Linked DNA regions of Mus musculus: region 1 is linked to region 2. Evidence: chromatin contacts called from ENCODE POLR2A ChIA-PET data. All regions are on one chromosome and are shown on one strand. The core of a region is the stretch at or near the end of the contact, and the rest is flanking DNA. Distances in the headings are between cores, read along the strand shown. Region 1 holds the start of Rps20 (ribosomal protein S20). Region 2 holds the start of Lyn (LYN proto-oncogene, Src family tyrosine kinase).

What was found. ChIA-PET counts read pairs that join two places held with the same protein, here RNA polymerase II (POLR2A).
Region 1: POLR2A ChIA-PET joins it to region 2 with 19 read pairs in Patski. The contact joins the promoter of Rps20 here to the promoter of Lyn in region 2. POLR2A ChIA-PET finds 5 or more read pairs at or near these places in 4 of 5 experiments (Patski and embryonic stem cell).

What each region holds. Positions count from the first base shown.
Region 1 is chr4:3,834,135-3,837,025 of GRCm38, forward strand. It overlaps Rps20 (ribosomal protein S20), which reads right to left and starts at 1,521. Exons shown (of 4, transcript NM_026147.6): 1 at 1,350-1,521; 2 at 1,058-1,157; 3 at 802-875; 4 at 1-549. The coding sequence starts at 1,352. The coding sequence ends at 367. It overlaps Gm32823 (a long non-coding RNA gene), which reads left to right and starts at 1,515. Exons shown (of 5, transcript XR_881078.2): 1 at 1,515-1,800; 2 at 2,549-2,741. LOC115490074 (a small nucleolar RNA gene) reads right to left here and starts at 1,012; the gene lies at 945-1,012.
Region 2 is chr4:3,676,844-3,679,543 of GRCm38, forward strand. It overlaps Lyn (LYN proto-oncogene, Src family tyrosine kinase), which reads left to right and starts at 1,278. Exons shown (of 13, transcript NM_001111096.1): 1 at 1,278-1,521. Gm42250 (a long non-coding RNA gene) reads right to left here and starts at 1,265. Exons shown (of 5, transcript XR_881076.3): 1 at 1-1,265.

The DNA.
Region 1 (2,891 bases), core at 271-2,770, 160 kb after region 2:
CCAAAACAAAACAAAATCCCCAGGCTTAAAAGATCAAGGATGCAATCTGCTCTTTTCTAACCCAACTTAGTCTTTAAATTGGCTTAGCGCCCCCTGCAGGAAACCTAACGTCTCTTTTTCACCTGACCAATCTGTTAGCACACCTTCATTTTTAAAAGCAGTTTAATGCTTCAGTACTTGCTCAGTGGTTAAGGAACCTGTTCTCTCCGAGGATGCAGGTTGGGTTTCCAGCACCTACATGGTGGTTCAAAGAACATCTGACACCCCTGTGACACACACATTTACACTCATAAACATGAATTAAAAAAAAAAAACCTGAACAAAAGCCAGCAAAATTTGACCATTAAGACGATTTATTCAGTTGTCTTAGGCATCTGCAATGGTGACTTCAACCTCAACTCCCGGCTCAATACTGATGGAAGTAATCTGCTTAACAATCTCAGAAGGACTATGTAAATCAATGAGTCGCTTGTGGATCCTCATCTGGAATCGATCCCAGGTCTTGGAACCTTCACCACAAGGTGTTTTTCTGGTAGTGATTCTCAAAGTCTGCAATAAAACAAAATTAGTCCATTTCTGAACCATTTTCTCTGTATGTTAACAGGTTTCAGCAACCTTTACTAGAGAGTTTTGGAGTTTGCTTTAAGAAAGGTATCATACTCAATCGCCACCAGACATTTGGCCCCTAATAACTTGTATTCTTAGGAATGTAAATTTAATCTCTGAATTTATTTGGCAATCAAACTCTGACCTTCCCCCTCCCCACCAGTCTACCAGTACTCGAGTCTACCTGTCCCTTACCTTGGTAGGCATGCGCACCGGTCCTTTCACTTTCAGATTCTTTTCCTTGGCGCCTCTGATCAAGTCCGCACAAACTGCGGGTTAAGAAAGCATGGTCTTTCAGTTAACTCAGAATGACTCGAGGCGTTTTAAACAAGTTCGCCTATCGGCTCAGAATAGCGTATAAGAAATATCACTATAACTCAATACGGTTGGTATCTCCTCATCGCCGACCGCGCCCCAGCGATCACCAAGCCACCCCGAGCATCGTACTGACCCTTCTCCAGCGACTTCACGTTGCGGCTGGTGAGCGTGATTCGAATTCGGTGAATCGCCACTTCGGGCTCCACGGGCGTCTTTCCGGTATCTTTAAATGCCTGTTATCACCCAGGCGGGAAAAACAAACAGCGACCCGTAAGTGGAGGCCCACTCCTACACAACCGCCATGAGGACCCTCTCCCGGGCCCTCGCCGCGGCGGGAGCCCTCTCCCGGGCTCTGCGCTCCCGGCGCCCCAGCAAGTCGAGCCCCGCCGACGCCCCAGGCCGCGTGGCGACGCCCCCCACCTCACCATGGCTGAGGCGCGGCTTCCTGACCGACTTGTTCCTCAGCAGGAGCGAACAGCGGTGAGTCAGGACGGAGCAGGCTGGCCGAGCTCCGTAGCGCGCACCGCCGGGGCTCAGAAAGGAGGGGCCGGACGGCGCCGGGCGCTTATAAAGCACGTGCGCATCCGGGTGCTTTGTGACCCGGAACAGGAACCGCCCCGCCCGCGAAGAGGTCGCCGTGGGGGAGGCCGGGCTGCGTCCCCGCCTAGTTGGCGGGAAAGGCGAGGACGCGCGCGCGCCCTCTGGCCTCTCGGCGGAGTCCCTGTCCTGACTCGGAGGACAGACGAAGCTGGAGCGGAGAAAACTCATGCCAGGTGCTCTCTGCACAAGCACCTACGGTCTTTACAGTGCGAAATATGCTTCGCATGCATACTCGATCAGCTTGCTTTTGTCTGACAAGGGAAGAGTTGTTTTGAGGTTAGCTGACACGGACCTTGGGGAAGAATGATCGTGACAGGGCATTTATTTACTTGGTGCTGAAGACAGAAGTCAGGGCTTAGCAGGAAAACGCACTCCATCCATGAGCTGACACCCTGAGTTCAATCTTGTGAATCCTTGTAGAAGGAGATAGTGGTTTTCGGAAACTTGTCTTCTGACGAGAGCTGTGGCACCCCCCCCACACACACACACACCCCACCTCCCCCCCACCCCCCATTAATTACTAAGCTTATATTCTAAAAATTATTCGGAAACTGCTTTTCGGAGCTGAAATGCCCTTTTGTGATATTTTGGCTTTGGGCTTCCAGGAATATTGGAAACGTCTATATCTGCTGGAAACCCAGGTTTAGCTTCAGTTAGTTCAATTAAGTGAAGGCAGAACTCTAGTCCCAGTGCTCTGTGGGGTCACAGGGCATTGTACCTGCAGCCTGGCCTGGAACCCATCTACCCAGTTTTAATATTCTCTTCTCTATGTTGCGATGGAGCTCCGTTCTGCTATGTTATGATGGCTGAGACCTCCGGGGACTCCTTAGAACGGAGCAGTTGTTCATAATAAAATTAGTGTCTGCGTACAGCAGAAAGAAAGCCAAATGTCCTCAGGTCAAATGTCCTAGGACGCAGAGGATGGTGCAGATTAATCTACACTACCCACTGCGCAAGGTCAAATAGAATGTAAGCCTGGAGGTGGGTTACAGACAACACAGGAGGAAATAACATTATTTTGTAGGTGAAAGTTACTTGCTCCGAGTTGCCAAACCCAGAGCACTGATTCCCCTCCAAGGAGAACTCCCTAAGCCATGTTCTTCTGAGCTTTGGGAGCGCCAGCACCGATTCACTTGCTTGGTCGGGATTCGACCTAACTAGGAACTGGCTTTCTGACTCACAGTGTACATGAAGTTTTGCTGTCATTGAACAATTAGGTAAGTGTTAAAGTTAGGGGAGTTTTCGAGTTCAATTATTTTTAAATATAATCCATTGACCTCTTAGACTACTAGTAGACTTAACATCAGAAAAAAGTCTAACTTTGTTTTTCTTTTCCTTTCTTGACTATTTGTTTTGTTCTGCTTTGT
Region 2 (2,700 bases), core at 28-2,527:
TGGTCCACAACGGTAGAGAGGACTTGTTGGTATCAGCATCATCACAAACGCTGTAGATCTGTCTTGCACTGTCACACTGAAAGAGCTATGACAGCTACGACACCACTAAGTGATACAGATTTTTCAGCTCCATTATAATCTCTGGCACCATCTTCATAGTCCCTGGTTGACTGAAAAATGGAGGGGCCAGGAAATGCTGGTGCACACCTTTAATTCCAGCACTTGGGAAGCAGATTGCTGGTTTCAAGCCCAGCATAATCTGCAGGGTGAGTTCTAGAACACCCAGGGTTACAACGAGAAACCCTGTCTGAAAAAAAGAAAAGAAAAACAACAAAACTGGTGAATCAGTGTGCTCACAAATGTTAGTCTTCCTTCATTAGTAACAAATGACAGCTGTACTGGACTTTGTTACAAGGTACCTGTTCTGACCTGTTGAACTGCAATTAGGGAATCCCAGAAAACAGAAGTCAGATTAGCATAAGTGGGTATCATAGTGACTGAGGCTAATTGCATATCTTGGTTCAGTAAGGGGCATTTATCAAGTCAAAATTTGGTTTGAACAAGCAATCTTACAACACACACTGGTTATGTACCTACAGTATGCCAAGTACTGTGTACACATAGGAACACAAGGACACAGCATTTGTTAGGAATGCAGTAATGTTACCAGGACCACATGCTAATCAATGCGAGCCTGCTACAGAGGACAGTTCTTGATAAGTAGTCTTAGCTCCATTTTCCTGGAAGCTTTCAGCTATTGGCATGCCCTTTAACTCCATAGCGAGTTCCCACTCCTCATTCCAGTGAATATCTTCAGCACTCCTTGTACACCTTTAAGGAATTTGATGTTTTGATTGTTAAAGCAAAGATTCCCCCTCGCCATACCCTCCAAACATCTACTCGCTGATACCGGTTTTTTTCTCTCTGGAAGCTCCAAACACACACAGAGAGTGCTGCTTCTGCTCCCAAGACACAGTGCATTGAGGAGTTGGGTCCTAAGGAACAGTGAAGTAAGGTGAACGTTTTCCACGACCCTCGAGAACCCCTAGATCTTCCACGCAGCCCTGGGGAGAATGTTGTTTCCGAGGCTACCGCCACTCTCCCAACTTGCGGTCTGGGTCTCCAAAGTCTGTTTGCTTGTAAAACCCTGAGCGATGGCTACACCAAATACCAAACCTTGGACAGGAACCAAACGGTCACTTCCCCGCCCTCCCAGCACAGTATGCAAATTCGAGCACCAGGAAGTAGCTGGGACCTCTCGGCCGAGCCCAGCGACAGCCAGTTCCTCTCCCACCGAGCCGGGCCTGGGCGCCTCCCGGCCAACGTTCTGCAGCTAATAGGTTGCTGCAGGCCGGGCACTGTTCCCCGAGCAGTGTGCCCGCAAGTCCCGGTCACGCGTCCTAAGACACCGGCCCGCAGCTGCTTCCCAGGCGGGCCCCGCAGGGCTATCCCGTCGCGTGAACAGCTTTTAACCGAAGTCACCGTGGAGTTCCGCCGCCCCGAAACTTCCACCACGAGCGAGTAAGTCCGGGGCTTGAGCGCAGGGTGGGTGCGTAGGGTGGACCGGGCAGGGACCGGGGCTGGGTCAGAGACCGGATCACAGGTCGCTTTCTTGGCTTGGGACTCCGGGTTTCGGTGCAGCCACGGCGCCCGCAGCAGAGGTCGCGCACTGCTTCTTGGTGGCGCTCGCGCTGGCCCCGGGTGGCGAGAGCATCTAGACTCCTTCAGCCTTGGGAGACTGTGACTCGCCGGGGCGATCGAGCGGGGACGCGGGGGCGGCGACTCCGCAGGTGTCCGCAGCGGAGCGGCGCGGAGGCGTGGTGGGCAGTGCGCACAGGGTGGGCGCCCCTGGGTCCTTGGCGTCAAGTCTCTCCCATGCCCCTCTCCAGCTTCTCTTGCCTGGCAGAGAGAAGTGGCCTGAGTCCACTCCGAAAGGGAGCGCGGTGGGGATTCCAGAGGGAGTCATCTGGGATCCAGTATTTAGTGTCCAGATCGGACCTTGAGTCCCCAGGGATGAGAAGGGGGGTTTGAACCCAGCCCCTCTCTAAGGTTGGCTGACAGCTGAGGTCCCTGTTGACTCGAGGCAAGGTGGTGACGTCGAACGGCTGCCACAGAGGCTGTAGCTTGACCTCCCGCGTAGCTCGACTTCTGTCAGCCCGCAGAGGAGTAGTCCAACGCCTTGGCCAAGAGGAAGCTAGAGTTATTTTAAGAATTCAGGGATGCCTTTCCTTCTGAATGGGGGAAGGGTGTGTGCGACAGTTCCCACTTGCCTGCCTTATCTTGGCTGACTATAGTGACTTCCCTATGCTGTTGGTGTAGTGTTTTTTGTTTTTTGTTTTTTTTCCCAATAGTCCCCGCTACTTGGGGTGCTTGTGGTTGTCTCTTTATTTATTGGAGTACCGGTGTTTTTGTTAATTATGCTAATCCGCCCAACTTCTTTGCTGTTCAGAATCCAGGTGGGAATCTAGGCCCTGCATTCTCTCAGTGACTGCGAATTATTGAAGTTCCCGGTTTGGGTTTCCGCCTGATTGACTATGAACCTACTTCATAGGTTTAGTACACTGAAGGTCCTTGAACATTATATGAATATAATGTTATATGAAAGTTACTTGGTACAACTGATCATCTATAAAATCGGAGGCCTTTGGTGGTTGGCAGTTTGGCGATTTTTAAACCCGAGACCACATGTCTGAGTGAGCT